Linked DNA regions of Homo sapiens: region 2 is linked to region 1. A link is a loop called in an ENCODE intact Hi-C map of the cell type or tissue named here. Cell type or tissue: CD14-positive monocyte. All regions are shown on one strand.

Region 1 (8,000 bases):
GACCAATGGAACAAAATAGCCCACAAATAAGGCCACACATCTATGAGCATCTGATCTTCAACAAAGCTGACAAAAACAAGCAATGGGGAAAAGACTCCCTATTCAGTAAATGATGCTGGGATAACTGGCTAGCCATATGCAGAAGACCGAGGCTGGACCCCTTCCTTTCACTATACACAAAAATCAACTCAAAATGGATTAAAGACTTAAATGTAAAACCTAAAACTATAAAAACCCTGGAAGACAACCTAGGCTATACCAACCGGGACACAGGAACCGGCAAATATTTCATGACAAAGACAACAAAATCAATCACAATGAAAGCAAAAATTGATAAGTGGGATCTAATTAAACTAAAGAGCTCCTGCACAGCAAAAGAAACTCTTGACAGAGTAAACAGACGGTCTACAGAATGAGAGAAAAATTTTGCAAACTACGCATCTGACAAAGGTCTAATATCCATTATCTATAAGGGAATTAAAAAAATTTACAAGGGAAAAACAAACAACCCCATTAAAAAGCGGGCAAAGGACATGAACAGACACTTCTCAAAAGAAGTACAGCCAAGAAGCATATGAAAAAAGCTCAGTATCCCTTATCACTAGAGAAATGCAAATCAAAACCACAATGAGATACTATCTCATACTAGTCAGAATGGCTATTACTAAAGAGTCAAAAAATAACAGATGCTGGCAAGACTCAGTAGAAAATGGAACACTTATACACTGTTGGTGGGAGTGTAAATTAGTTCAAACATTGTGGAAAGCAGTATGGTGATTCCTCAAAAAGCTAAAAGCAGAACTACCATTCAACCTATCAATCCCATTATTGGGTATATACCCAGAGGAATATAAATCATTATACCATAAAGACCATGAATTATTGGAATTTCACATACTCACATGCAGTGTTCCACATTTCACACGTACGCATATGTTCACTGCAGCACTATTCACAATAGCAAAGACAAGGAATTAGCCTAAATGCCCGTCAATAACAGATTAGATAAAGAAAATGTGGTACATATACACCATGGAATACTATGCAGCCATAAAAAAGAATGAGATGATGTCTTTTGCAGGAACATGAATGGAGCCAGAAGCTATTATCCTTAGCAAGCTAATGCAGGAACAGAAAACCAAATACCACATATTCTCACTTTTCAGTGGGAGCTAAATGATAACTTATGAACACAAAGAAGGAAACAACAGACACCAGGTTCTACTTGAGGGTGGGAGTAGAAGGAGGGGGAGGAGCAGAAAAGATAACTAATTATTGGGTACTAGGCTTAATACCAGGGGGATGAAATAATCTGTACAACAAACCCCCATGACACATGTTTAGCTATGTAACAAACCTTCACAGGTACCCCCAAACCTAAAAGTTAAAAAATACATTAATTAATTAATTAAAATGAGTAAATTAAAAAAGAAAGGACTTCATTTCAAGGAGAAGCATAAAGAGGGAAGGGATGGAAAGAATAAAGGGGAAGAATGGTTAATTGAAATAGTTGAGTATGTGAAATTCCAATAATTCATAATAACATTCAAAAGAGAAAAGTTAATACAAAGTATGCAAAAAGGGGAGTTACAAATACCAAAATTAAAGGTGAATGATTACTTTTTGTTGATTTAAAACAAGCAGAAGATTTTTTTCTTTGAACTTTTATTTTATTTTCTTAATCATGAAAGGAGACTGCTTATTCCTAAAGTTTTGCAATAAACATAGTAAATAGGCTCCAGGCAGTTGTTCTAGTCTCCCTTATCCTTGTCCTCATATAAGTTGATGCTTACTTTCTCATAATCCTTCTCCAGCACACCCATATCCTCCAGGGCCTCAGAGAACTCTCCCTCCTCCATGCCTTTGCCCACATCCCAGTGCACAAACGCCCTCTTGGCATACATCAGGTTGAACTTGTGGCCCGGGCAGGCCCAGGCCTCAGCGATAGTGATCATGTTGCTCAGCATGCACATGGCATGCTGCACCTTGGCCAGGTCACCACCAGGCACCACAGTGGGCTACTGGTAGTTGATACCAACCTTGAAGCCCATGGGGAACCAGTCCACAAACTGAATGCTACACTTGGTCTTGATGGTGGCAATGGCAGTATAAACATCCTTGAACATCACATCTCCACGGTACAGCAGGCAGCAGCCCATGTACTTGCTATGCCGGGGGTCACACTTCTCCATCTGGTTGGTAAGCTCAAAGCAGGCTTTGAGGATCTTGGCCACCGACAGCTGTTCATGGTATACCTTCTCTACAGAGATGATGAGTGAGTAGGTGGCCGGGGGAAGTGGATGTGAGGGTAAGGTGTGAGGTTGGTCTGGAACTTCATCAGGTCCACATTGAGGGGCCCATCAAAGTGCAGAGAAGATGTGACAGAGGAGATGATTTGGTAATGTGGCAGTTGAGGTTGGCTGAGGTTGGATGCTCGATGTCCAGGTTGCAGCGGCAAATGTCATAGATGGCTTCATTGTCCACCATGAAGGCACAGTCTGAGTGCTCCAGGGTAGTGTGAGTGATCAGGATGAAATTTTAGAGCTGGACCACAATTATAGACAGCTGTGGGGGCTGAGTAGATAAAGAATTCCAGCTTGGATTTCTTGCCGTAGTCAACAGAAAGCCACTCCATGCGGAGTGAGGTGAAGTCAGAGCCAGTGCCCCCAACAAAGCTGTGGAACACCAGGAAGTCCTGAGGTTCTGTGCAGTGGTCAGAAGCTTGCAGATCTGGTCTATCCCCAGGTCAGTGATCCCCTGGCCAATGGTATAGTGACTACAGGCATAGTTGTTGGCAGCATCCTCTTTCCCAGTAATGAGTTGCTCTGGGTGGAAGAGCTGTCAGTTTGGGACATCAGATCTCATCAATGACCACAGGCTCCAGATCCACAAAATCTGGCTGGGGCACATGTTTTCCAGCACCGGTTTCACACAAGAAGGTGGTGAAGAAGTCATCCTCTCCACCAATGACCTTGTCACTGGGCATCTGTCCATCAAGCTGAGTCTAATGTTTCAGGCAGTAGAGCTCCCAGCAGGCATTGCCCATCTGGACACCTGCCTGCCATATGTGGACTGAGATGCATTCACACATGGTGAGTCCGGGCAGTGTATCTGACATAGAGTCATGGTGACAGGTGTCAGTGAGAACTGAATTTTTAAGTTCAAGGAGTATATGTGCAGGTTTGTTACACGAGTAAACTGCATGTTGCAGGGGTTTGGTGTACAGATAATTTTGTCACCCAGGTAATCAGCATAATACCCCATAGTTTTTTAATCCTCACCTTCCTCCCACTCTCCACCTTCAAGTAGGCCCCAGAATCTATTATTCCCTTCTTTGTGTCCATATGTACTCAATGTGTAGCTCCCACTTATAAGTGAGAATATGCAGTATTTGGTTTTCCATTCCTGTGTTAATTTGCTTAGGACAATGGCCTTCAGGTCCAACCATGTTGCTACAAAAACATGATTTCGTTCTTTTTTATGGCTGCATAGTATTCCATGGTATATATGTACCACATTTTCTTTATCCAGTCCACCACTGATGGGCATCTAGGTTGATTCCATGTCTTTGCTACTGTGAACAGTGCTGTGATAAACATGCACTTGCATGTGTCTTTATGATAGAAAGATTTATATTCCTTTGGGTATATATCCAGTAATGGGATTGCAGGGTCAAATGGTAGCATCTTTTAAGTTCTTTGAGAAATCTCCAGACTGCTTTCTACAGTGGCTGAACTAATTTATATTTCCACCACGTATACGTTTTCCCTTTTCTCTACAACCTCGCCAACATCTGTTATTTTCTGTTAACAGGTGTTAATAATAACATCTGTTATTATTTTTTAATAATAACCATTCTGACTGGTGTGAAATGGCATCCCATCATGGTTTTGATTTACATCTCCCTGATGATTAGTGATATTGAGCATTTTTTCATATGCTTGTTGGCCATCTATATGTCTTCTTTTGAGAAGTATCTATTCATGTCCTTTGCCCATTTATAAATGGGGGGTTGTTTGTTTTTTGCTTGTTGATTTGCTTAAGTTCCTTATAGATTCTGGATGTTAGGCCTCTGTCAGATGTATGGTTTATAAACATTTTCTCCCATTCTGTAGGTTGTCTATTTGCTCTCTTGATAATGTCTTCTGTGCAGAAGTTCTTTCGTTTAATTAGATCCCCCTTGTCAATTTTTGGTTTTGTGGCAATTGCTTTTGGAGTCTTCATTATGAAGTCTTTGCCAGAGCCAATGTCCAAAATTGTATTTCCTAGGTTCTCTTCTACAGTTTTTATAGTTTTAGGTTTTACGCTTAAGTTTTAATCCAACCTGAGTTGATTTTTGTATATGATGAAAGGTAGGGGTCCAGTTTCAATCTTCTGCATATGGCTAGCCAGTTATCCCAGCACCATTTATTGAACAGGGAGCCCTTTCCCCTTTGCTTGTTTTTGTTGACCTTGTCAAAGATCAGGTGGTTGTACGTATATAGCTTTATTTCTGGGTTCTTGCCCTGTTCCACTGGGCCTTTGTATCTGTTTTTGTACCAGTACTATGTTTTTGGTTACTGTAGCCTTGTAGTATAACTTGAAGTTGAGTAGTGTGATGCCTTCAGCTTTGTTCTTTTTGCTTAGGATTGCTTTGGCTATTCAAGCTCTTTTTTAATTCCAAATGCATTTTAGAACAATTTGTTCTAATTCTGTGAAAAAAAAGTCTTTGGTAATTTGATAGTACTATCATTGGGTCTATAAATTGCTTTGAACAGGATGGCCATTTTAACAATATTTATTCTTCCTAGCCATAAGCATGGAATAGTTTTCCCATTTTTGTTTGTGTCATCTCTGATTTCTTTGAGCAGCATTTTGTAATTCTGGTTGTAGAGATCTTCCACCTCCCTGGTTAGCTGTATTCCTAGGTATTTTATTCTTTTTATGGCTACTATAAATGAGATTGTGTTCTTGATTTGGCTCTCAGTTTGGCTGTTATTGGTATATAGAAATGCTACTGATCTTCAGGCCTGGCACGGTGGCTCATTCCTGTAATCCCACCACTTTGGGAGGCCGAGGCATGTGGTTCACGAGGTCAGGAGATCAAAACCATCCTGGCCAACACGGTGAAACTCTGTCTCTACTAAAAATACAAAAAATTAGTCAGGCATGGTGGGATGCACCTGTAGTCCCAGCTACTCAGGAGGCTGAGGCAGGAGAATTGCTTAGAATCCTGGAGGCAGAGGTTGCAGTGAGCAGAGATTGTGCCACTGCACTCCAGCAGCCTGGGTGACAGAGCAAGACTCCGTCTCAAAAAAAAAAAAAAAAACAGAAATGCTACTGATTTTCATTCATTGATTTTTGCTGAAGTTGTTTATCAGATCTAGGAGCCTTTGGGCAGAGACTATGGAGGCTTCTAGGTATATAATCATATCATCTGTGAAGAAAGGTCATTTGACTTCTCTTCCTGTGTGGATGCCCAATTTTCTCTTGCCTGATTGCCCTGGCCAAGACTTCTCTACTCTGTTTAATAGGAGTGGTGAGAATGGGCATCCTTGTCTTATTCTGGTTCTCAAGAGGAATGCTTCCAGCTTTTGCCCATTCTGTATGATACTGGCTGTGGGCTTTTCAGTGGTGGCTTTTATTATTTTGAGGTATGTTCGTTTGATGCTTAGTTTGTTGAGGATTTTTAATATAAAGTGATGTTGAATTATATCAAAGGCCTCTTCTGCATCTATTGAGATAATCACGTGGTTTTTGTTTTTAGTTCTGTTTATATGATGAGTCACATTTATTGATTTGCATATGTTGAAGCAACCTTGCATTCCAGGAATAAAGTCTACTTAATCATGGTGGATTAGCTTTTTGATGTGTTGCTGGATTTGGTTTGTTAGTGTTTTGCTGATAATTTTTGCATCTATGTCCATCAGAGATATTGGCCTGAAGTTTTTTTTCCATTGTGTCTCTGCCAGATTTTGGTATCAGAATGATGCTGGCCTCATAGAATGAGTTAAAGACAAGTCCCTTCTCCTTGATTTTTAGGAATAGTTTCAGTAGGAATGGTACCGGCTCTTCTTTATACATCTGGTAGAATTCGGCTGTGAATTCGTCTGGTCCAGCACTTTTGTCTTCTTGGTAGGTTTCTTTTGTTATTGATTCTATTTCAGAACTTGTTATTGGTCTGCTCAAGGTTTTCTTTTCTTCCGGGTTCAATTTAGAGTGGTTGTATGTTTTCAGGAATTTATCCATTTCTTCTAGGTTTTCTAATTGTATGCATTGAGGTATTTATAATAGTCTCTGAGGGTTTTTGTATTTCTGTGGGGCCAGTGGTAATGCTCCCTTTGTCATTTATGATTCTGTTTTTAGGGATCTTCTCTCTTTTTTATTAGTCTGGCTAGTCTATCAATCTTATTTTTTCAAACAACCAGCTTTTGGTTTCAATTATCTTACATATGGTTTTTCTCATCTCCATTCCATCCAATTCCACTCGGATTTTGGTTATTATTTTCTTAAGTAGAAGAATATTTATATACCTGGACTTTTTGTTTCTTCTAGTAAATATATGTCTGTCTATAAGTAATTAATATGCACTGAATTCCATTTGTGTATGTAAAGAAGGGTATAAGCCAAATAGCCTGGAAAGAGTAGGAGGCATATGAAGAACAGGAGGGACTAACCAGCATCAATTGTAAATCAAGTAATTTATTCAACAGTGAATCAGCATAGATGGTCAAACAAAATGGCCAAGTGCGAGTGGTAGGTGTCAACAGTGTATTGCAAAGTGATTCATCAGTTATATAAAAAAAAGAACAGAACTAACTCCCCAAACTTCATCACGCATCTCCTAGGAGATGAAACTTCCACATGGCACTACTAAATATAAAAAGATGCTAATAAGGCAAACAAAAGTTTTTAATAATACTAACATATCAGTTATGCATAATCATAATGATAGGACACCACTATAGGGGATTCTAAAAGTGCATCCCTGGGGGAGGTTCCAGGCTATAAAATCCAAAAATCTAGTTGACATAACAAGTTAAGTTTAACTACAAAGAAGGAAGCAAAGCCTGATGACCAGTGGCTTGGGTCTGAATCACCTTGGAAATCCCCTGCCCTGACAAAAGCCCAGATTATTTAGCTCAGATTTGTTTTTTTAAGACAGAGTTTTGCTCTTGTTGCCCAGTCTGGTACAATCTTGGCTCACTGCAACCTCTGCCTTCTAGTTTCAAGCGATTCTCCTGACTCGGTCTCCCGAGTAGCTGGGATTACAGGCACCCACCATATTTTTGTATTTTTAGTAGAGACAGGGTTTCACCATATTGGCCAGGCTGGTCTCGAACTCCTGACCTCGTGATCCCCCACCTCGGCCTCCCAAAGTGCTGGGATTACAGGCGTGAGCCACCACGCCCGGCCTTAACTGAGATTATTTAACCTCAGCTGGTTTAAGAATTTGTGGCAGAGGGGAAGTTCCAAGATGGCCGAACAGCAACAGCTCCAGTCTACAGCTGCCAGCATAAGCCACACGGAAGATGGGTGATTTCTGCATTTCCAACTGAGGTACCGGGTTCATCTCACTGGGGCTTGTCAGACAGTGGGTGCAGGACAGTGGGTGCAGCCCACTGTGCATGACCCAAAGCAGGGCAAGGCATCATCTCACCCGGGAAGTGCAAGGGGTCAGTGAATTCCCTTTCCTGGCCAATGGAAGCTGTGACAGATGGCACTTGGAAAATTGGGTCACTCCCACCCTAATACTGAGCTTTTCCAATGGTCTTAGCAAATGGCACACCAGGAGGTTATATCCCACGCCTGGCTTGGAGGGTCCCACGCCCACGGAGTCTCACTCATTGCTAGCACAGCAGTCTGAGATCAAACTGCAAGGCGGCAGTGAGGCTGGGGGAGGGGTGCCTGCCATTGCTGAGGCTTGAGTAGGTAAACAAAGCGACCAGGAAGCTTGAAATGGGTGGAGCCCACTGCAGCTCAAGGAGGCCTGCCTGCCTCTGGAGACTCCACCTCTGAAG
Region 2 (8,000 bases), 680 kb before region 1:
CCAAAGATTGAAAGAGCTTCCTTGGTTGGGAATCCTTTGCACATGTTATCACGCATCACTGTAAAAGAATTAAGTACATCCCTGTATGACTCCATTCAATACCTGGAAGCTTGCATCTGATCTCTCCTAGATTTTATCCCGTGTGTCTTTTCCTCTGGCCAATTCTAACCTATGTCCTTTTGCTGTAATAAACCATTAACTGCTAGTTTACAGTTTATGAGTCCTATGGGTCCTTCTAGCAAATCACTGGCCCTGATGGTTATCTTGGGGACCCCGACACATACACCAAGGTATGGTTTTCTTTGTAATTATCCTAGTAGGTGGTGTTTGATGAGCGTCTTTCATCAGTAAATGTGCCTTTCATAAAATTTAAGAAAATTTCAGCCATTTTATCTTTAAATATGTCCTTCTCCAGTCTCTCTCTCACTTTCCTCTCCTGCTAGGACTCCAATTATAAAAAATAGGTTTTGCAGGTCTCGCACTCCTGGGCTCAAGTGATCCTCCTGCCTCGGCCTCCCTAAGTGCTGAAGTGGTGGGATTACAGACGTGAGCCACTGTGCCTGGCCAAAGTTAGGTCTTTTGATATTGTCCCACAGGGTTCTGAAGCTCTGGTGACACTTTTAAAAAATATGTGTTCTTTCTGTTCTTTAGTATGCTATCAAGTTCACCAGCTTCTTCCCCTGTCATCTCCATTTTGCTGTTAAGGTCACCTGCTGAATTTTAATTTCAGTGGTTATATTTTACAGTTCTAGAATCCCCACCTGACTCTTTTTTGTTTCGATTTCTAGGTTGAGATTTTCTTTTTTATTCAATACAAGAATATTTCCCTTTACTTCTTTGAGTGATTAAAATGAAAACCCTTAAAATCCTGACTCCTAATTCCAACACATGCAGTTAGTTTCTATCGATTGTCTCTTTTTCTTCAGACTGAGTTATAATTTCTTGGTTCTTAAAACATGTAGTTTTGGATTATATCCTGGACATTGTGAATATTATGCTGTACAAATTCCAGACTGTGTTCTATTCCTCTGGAGAGTATCATTACTTTTGTTTTAACATGTAATAAATTTGGTTAGATTCAAACTGCAAACTTTTTTTTTCAAGATAGAGTCTTACTCTGTCACCCAGGCTGGAGTGCAGTGGTGCGATCTGCACCCCTGACCTCCCTGGGCTCAGGGACTACAGGCACAGGCCACCATGCCTGGCTTAATTTTGTATTTTTTAGTGGAGATGGGGTTTCACCATGCTGCCCAGGCTGGCCTTGAACTCTTGGGCTCAAGTGATCCACCTGCTTCAGCCTCCTGAAGTACTGGGATTACAGGCATGAGCCACTGTGCCTGGCCTTCAAACTACAAACTCGGCTCACTTCTTCTTTTTTTTTTTTTTTTTCAGACGGAGTCTTACTCTGTCACCCAGGCTGTAGTGCAATGGCATGATCTTGGCTCACTGCAACCTCCACCCCCAGGGGTTCAAGCGATTCTCCTGCCTCAGCCACCTGAGTAGGTGGGATTACAGGCGCCTGCCAATGTGCCCGGCTAATTTTTGTATTTTTAGTAGAGATGGGGTTTCACCAGCTTGACCAGGCTGGTCTTGAACTCCTGATCTCGTGATCCACCCGCCTTGGCCTCCCAAAGTGCTGGGATTACAGGCGTGGGCCATTGCACCCGGCCCAGTTCACTTCTTTCATCTCTAGTTGTGCTGCTTATAATCTTTTGTGTTAAGTGTGGTTTACAATTAAACAGAGGCTTAAACACAGTTTATTTTATCTACAGAATTTTAGGCTGTCACTCTCTGGATCTCTCCCTTCCAAGATTCCTCCTCCCCTTACATTCCACTGACTCAGTGGTTGTGGCTGACCCAAATGCTGTCCACTGCTTAGGTTTTCTATGAAGGTTTAAGCCAGCCTGTCAGGTGCCCACTTCAGCCTGTCCTCTAGCTAAAAGCAGTAAAAATAAAAAACTAATTTCATGCTGTCTCTTCTTACATGTGTCAACTCTCTTTCAGAATCTGACTGCTCCCGTTCATCCTCCAGTGCCTTCGGGTCTTTGTTTTTTAAAAATTTTGTCCAGTTATATGCAGGAAGGTCAGGTCCAGTAAAAGCCTACTTGGCCATAAGAAAAGAAAACCATTCTGACATTGCTTTTAAAAATTACTTCAGATTCCCTGTATATGTAGGTATATAGATTCATTTTTTTTCTTTATGGAATCTTTCTAGCATAGATTCACTTTAAATGATACCAAGATAGGAATTATTTTGTATTCCTTGTTTGGTAACTCTTTTCATTCCACTTTAGCACCCACCATCTGCTGGGTGCTGAACAATGTAGTTTTTACTAATAAATTACGAACATTTTTACATAACAGAAGACACTAACTTTGACAGTAACTAGAAAAATAAGGCACAGAGCTAGAAGTGAAACTGATAAGCAGTAGCACCCTAACGCTGGGGAAATAGTCACATATGTGTAAAAACAGACAAGTATAACAACGTTAACTTAAGGCCGGGCGCGGTGGCTCATGCCTGTAATTCCAGCACTTTGGGAGGCCGAGGCGGGCGGATCACGAGGCCAGGAGATTGAGACCATCCTGGCTAACACAGTGAAACCCCGACTCTACTAAAAATACAAAAATAAAATTAGCTGGGCGTGGTAGCAGGCGCCTGTAGTCCCAGCTACTCAGGAGGCTGAGGCGGGAGAATGGCATGAACCCGGGAGGCGGAGCTTGCAGTGAGCGGAGATTGCACCACTGCACTCCAGCCTGGGCGACAGAGTGAAACTCCTCCATCTCAAAAAAGAAAAAGAAAAAGGAAAAAAAAAAAGAAGAATGTTAACTTCAGCGCTGTCTATAATAGCAAAAAATAGGAAAGAATCTAAATCCTTACCAAAAGAAAATAATATATTCATATAATGGATTACTACATAGCTGTTAAAATGAATAAATTATATAAATTCCAACATGAAAGAAGTTTAAAAACCTAATGTTGAATGGAAAACGTTATACAACAAACATGATAACATGAATGAATGGTTAAAAAGCATAAAACAATACAAACACATTTATTTAAAATAAACTGGAAGGATGTACCAGGTCCATGACGGTGTTACGTCTGGGGAAGGGGAGATGGAGGGCGTGGCCAGGTGGTAATCAAAGAGTCCTTTAGTTTGGAAGCAAATATGACTACCAATGCTAACAATTAACATAAGTTAATTCTACATATAGAGAAGATATGGGTGTAGGCTGCCTTTGTACTTTTCTATATTTTTCCATTTCTTAAAAAAAAAAAAAACAAAACTTTAACAACTTCAATGACTGTGTAATATTCGATTGCACAGTTATACCATAATATACTCAACCAATCTCTAATTGTTAAGACACCGAGATATCTGCCACTATCATAAACTGTGCTATAATGAACATCTGTGTAGTTATTTTTGCACATTTTTAAAAAAGGATAAATTCCAGCTGGGTTCCGTGGCTCACGCCTGTAATCTCAGTATTTTGGGAAGCCAAGGCGGGCGGATCACGAGGTCAGGAGTTCGAGACCAGCCTGGCCAATATAGTGAAACTCCGTCTTTACTAATAATACAAAAAATTAGCCGGGCGTGGTGGCAGGCACCTGTAATCCCAGCTACTTGGGAGGCTGAGGCAGGAGAATCGCTTGAACCCGGGAGGTGGAGGTTGCAGTGACCCGAGATCGTGCCATTGCACTCCAGCCTGGGCAACACGGTGAGACTCTGTCTTTAAAAAAAAAAAAAAAAAAAAAAAAGGGCCGGGCACGGGTGGCTCACGCCTGTAATCCCAGCACTTTGGGAGGCCGAGGTGGGCAGATCACCAGGTCAGGAGATTGAGGCCATCCTGGCTAACATGGTGAAACCCCGTCTGTACTAAAAAATACAAAAAATTAGCCGGGCGTGGTAGCAGGCGCCCGTAATCCCAGCTACTCGGGAGGCTGAGGCAGGAGAATGGCGTGAACCCGGGAGGCAGAGCTTGCAGTGAGCCGAGATTGCGCCACTGCACTCCAGCCTGGGCGACAGAGCGAGACTCTGTCTCAAAAAAAAAAAAAAAAAAAAAAAAAAAGAATTCCTAAAAACAAGATTGCTAGGGCAGTTCTAGGTCTGTTACATATTGCCAACTGCCTTCCAGAAAGGCTGTAACAATTTACATGTACTTCACCAAACTATATGCTTATTTCCTTGCATCCTGCCAATCTGGATACTAAAACACAAAAAACTATCTTCACTACACTAGGTATGTGAGAGGCAGGGATCTGATTTTCTTCCCCAAACTATGAGAGTCTATCATAACTTAATTACTCAGCAACCAACTATAATATGATAAAGGCTTCATTACAAGCTGTTACATAATATACCATAAAATAGCAAAAACAAACAGAAAACCACTAATTCTTTCATTGTTTCTTTTGCCTATTTTCCCAAACAACTTAAGGCAGAATATAATTAAAGCACTGTTTTTACCTTAGAAAGGAAGAATATGCAGATACACGTATTTAAAACTAGACAATCGGCTGTGTGTGGTGGCTCAGGCCTGTAAATCCCAGCACTTTGAGAGGCCAACGCAGGCGGATCACTTGAAGCCAGGAGTTTGAGAGACCAGCCTGGCCAACATGGTGAAACCCCATCTCTAGTAAAAATACAAAAAATTAGCTGGGCGTGGTGGCACACGCCTGTAATCCCAGCTACTCGGAAGGCTGAGGCAGGAGAGTCGCTTGAACCCTGGAGGTGGAGGTTGCAGTGAGCCGAGATCGCGCCACTGCACTCCAGCCTGGGCAACAGAGTGAGACTCTGTCTCAAAAAATTAAAAAAAAAAAAAAAAAGATAAATAAATAAAACTAGACACTGATGCATTTTACTGAAATGGTTTATGTTTTTATTTATTTATTTCACTGCAATGAAATGGATTATATTTTTAAAGATTTATTCATAAATAAGACAATTTTAAAAGGTTTTCACTTTTGAAAGCTGCAAGAAAGGCCTTTAAACTTCTTGGTCTAACTATACCGGTCTTCTTTAATTACAATCTAAAAACATACACTAATCATAGACTTTGGTCAGTGACAAATATCCTGAACTTCCATAGCCCTTTACATCTCTCACGCTAGATTAAATAATTCAGTTGATAATCACTAATAATTAGCATTTACACAGCACTTTATTTACTGCAACATACAAAGCAGGGCAAAATAATGATCATCACATTAACAAAGGAAGATGCTGAACCAATTAGACTAGTCATCTAAGGTCATGCTAAAACAGGAATTTGCCAGAATTAGACACTGGAGTTCTTGTAGCATAATTCCTATATGCCTTATTGCCCAAAAGTTACTACCTGTAAGAATTATGACAACTGAGGAAGAAATCTAGAATGTACCAGAGCCAGAGAATCATATTATTTAAATGATAATTGAAGACCATCTACTTCACTTTACATCCTCACTTTACAGATATTAAAACTGAGGCCCCCGAAAGGTTATGTAAGTTACTTGTTCAAAGTCATACTTCTAGACACAGCACAGCAAGAATTAGAACCTAGTACTCTTTAATCCAAATTCAGTGAGCTTCAAATGCTAGAGTATAAGAGCTATCCTTAATTGGTAATTCAAAATTTTTGGTTTATCAAAAAGCCTCAATGTCTTTCACTGATAATTGTTAGTGAAATAATTCATATCATTCATTCAACAAATAATTATCCAGTACTACTTATGTGGCAGGCCCTGTATTTGGTGCTAAATCTGACTGCATATTTACTATGTGCTAGGCACTGTATTACCTGCATTTTCATATTTAATCCTCACAATACCATTGTAAGGTTAAGTACAATTTATCTATTTTAAATATTAAAACTTAAAAAGATAAATCTACCTACAGTTTCCAGTAAGAAAATGCCTTTATAAAAAGGCACAAAATCAAACACAAAATACATTTAGCCTAACAAAAATCTAATTTTCTTGTAAATACTACAACTCTGTGTATGATTTCATTTGATAAAAGATCTATAATCAAATAGTTTAAAAACCACAGACCTCTACATAGCACCTAACACTGACCATACAGTAGATGTAAAACTTGGTATTACATTAAAGGATGGGGGTCCCTTGTAGAGGGGCTTGAAAGATCCTTTTTTTTTCTTGTACTTTCCAAGATCCCAGAATAGACAGCATTTGCAGTAATCTAACTGAAAGCCACTTGCTAGAAAAGTGATCATTTGAAATAGATAAAAGACAAGAGAAGGGGTTTCTGGTACCATCTAATAATGAGTTTTGGCCTGAAGAATATTAAATAAGATAGAAAGTAGAAGAATGCATGAGTTCTCCTAAGCATTACTCACAAAATAGTACTACAATACTGGTTACCTACTTTCAGAGCATAAAATCTCTATAGTATACGATCACATTAATTAAAAGTTTCATTTACTATCTTTCCCAGCAGGAATTCCTTTATCTTTGATTGCTAAGATTCCACAAAGCACATATCAAAAAATCCAAGTGCTAAAAAGTATGACAATTATGGAGATTTAAAAACAAGCTTTGTAAATAAGTAAGAACCTGATGATATTAGATTCTCACCTAATATCACCTTAGGGGCAACCTATAAGAAAAGAAGTACCTTGAAATATAACTGGAGCATAGAAAAAAAATTTTCTTTTTTTTTTTTTTTTTGAGACAGAGTCTTGCTCTGTCACCCAGGCTGGAGTGTACTGGCGCGATCTCATCTCACTGCAAGCTCTGCCTCCCGGGTTTACGCCATTCTCCTGCCTCAGCCTCCCAAGCAGCTGGGACTACAGGCGCCCGCCACCACGTCCAGCTAATTTTTCTGTATTTTTAGTAGAGACGGGGTTTCACCGTGTTAGCCAGGATGGTCTCAATCTCCTGACCTTGTGATCCGCCCGTCTCGGCCTCCCAAAGTGCTGGGATTATAGGCGTGAGCCACCGTACCCAGCGAGCATAGAAAAAATATTTAGGGGAAGATTAATGTTACAAAGTGGTCTACTGCTTTGGGAAATATTGATATTAAGGAAACCAAATCAAGCAATCATTTAAAAAAAGACAGGAGAAGAATCTGCCTTTCCCATCATACAGCATATTGTTTTTGTATTTTAGCCATAATTTTGTAGGTATAAATCAGACTAACATAAATGGCACGCTGATAAGTAATCAATCACAGAATTAACCACATGCAGTATTCTAATATAAATGGTTACCTGAGAAGTCTGTCAGAAGTCTTGCTAGGACATGCTTTTTTACCAATTCAGTCTTGCTAAGGCTGGAAACAGCATCTACCCTAGTAGTTTCTCTGATAGTGATGGGCTTCTGGGAAATCCCAAGATCAGATCCATTCTTGACATTACGTTCTAGGATGTCATATGATCTCTGTGGCCAAGATTCTGGAGCAAATGTGAAAGTTTGCTTCAGTACTTCTTCAGAAGGCAATTCTGCGTCACGCTGTGCAGAAGTTGACTTCTCAACCTGTCTTTCACCTAATTCTTTAAGAGCCTTAATTGTGAGCTGTTCTTGTTCTAAGTCAAGAGATGCTACTGGAGTACCTTGGGTAGGGAAAACACCTAGAGGCTCACTTCCATTTGTTTCTTTGCTTTGTTCACTGTATTTGCTTCCAATGTCTTTAATTTCAGAACCACCGGACTCATTTTCATGTAAGACTTCTACAGGAGGAGTTGTTTTAAAGTCTGTCATCTTCTCTGATATTGCTTTAAAAGCATTTCTTTCACTATCTACTATTCCTTTATCTCTGGTTTCTGTAAAGGCTGCTATCAGGTCCTCTGGGGAGGAATCATCTATATGTTTAACATTTTTCCCATGTAATGACTCCAAATAGGCAGATGTTGTCACATTTAATGAGAATTCTGTCTCATTAAAAACATTTGGAGACACTGTTGAAGGAAGTTTGGGGTTCTCAGTAGTAATAGGCTTTTCAGGAGCAACTTCACTCACATCTTCTAAGGAGACATTCGTATCGGGTACTTTT

What was found. A loop is a pair of places that touch in the nucleus more often than their neighbours do. Peaks named below come from ENCODE experiments on the same cell type or tissue, not always from the same donor. Only the 100,000 strongest peaks of a DNase experiment are listed, where the experiment ranks them.
Region 2: a loop joins it to region 1, with 5 times the contacts of the local background. A loop is called at or near these places in 8 of 110 quality-filtered maps.

The regions. Positions count from the first base shown.
Region 1 is chr11:63,041,876-63,049,875 of GRCh38, reverse strand. It overlaps the pseudogene TUBAP7. Among named protein-coding and RNA genes, the nearest start is that of SLC22A8, 30 kb to the right of the region's middle. In CD14-positive monocyte, no CTCF peak of the experiment used is centred here; no DNase peak of the experiment used is centred here.
Region 2 is chr11:63,720,251-63,728,250 of GRCh38, reverse strand. RTN3 (reticulon 3) reads right to left here. Exons shown (of 9, transcript NM_001265589.2): 3 at 7,219-8,000. Among named protein-coding and RNA genes, the nearest start is that of RTN3, 43 kb to the right of the region's middle. In CD14-positive monocyte, no CTCF peak of the experiment used is centred here; no DNase peak of the experiment used is centred here; H3K27ac peaks cover 2,784 bases.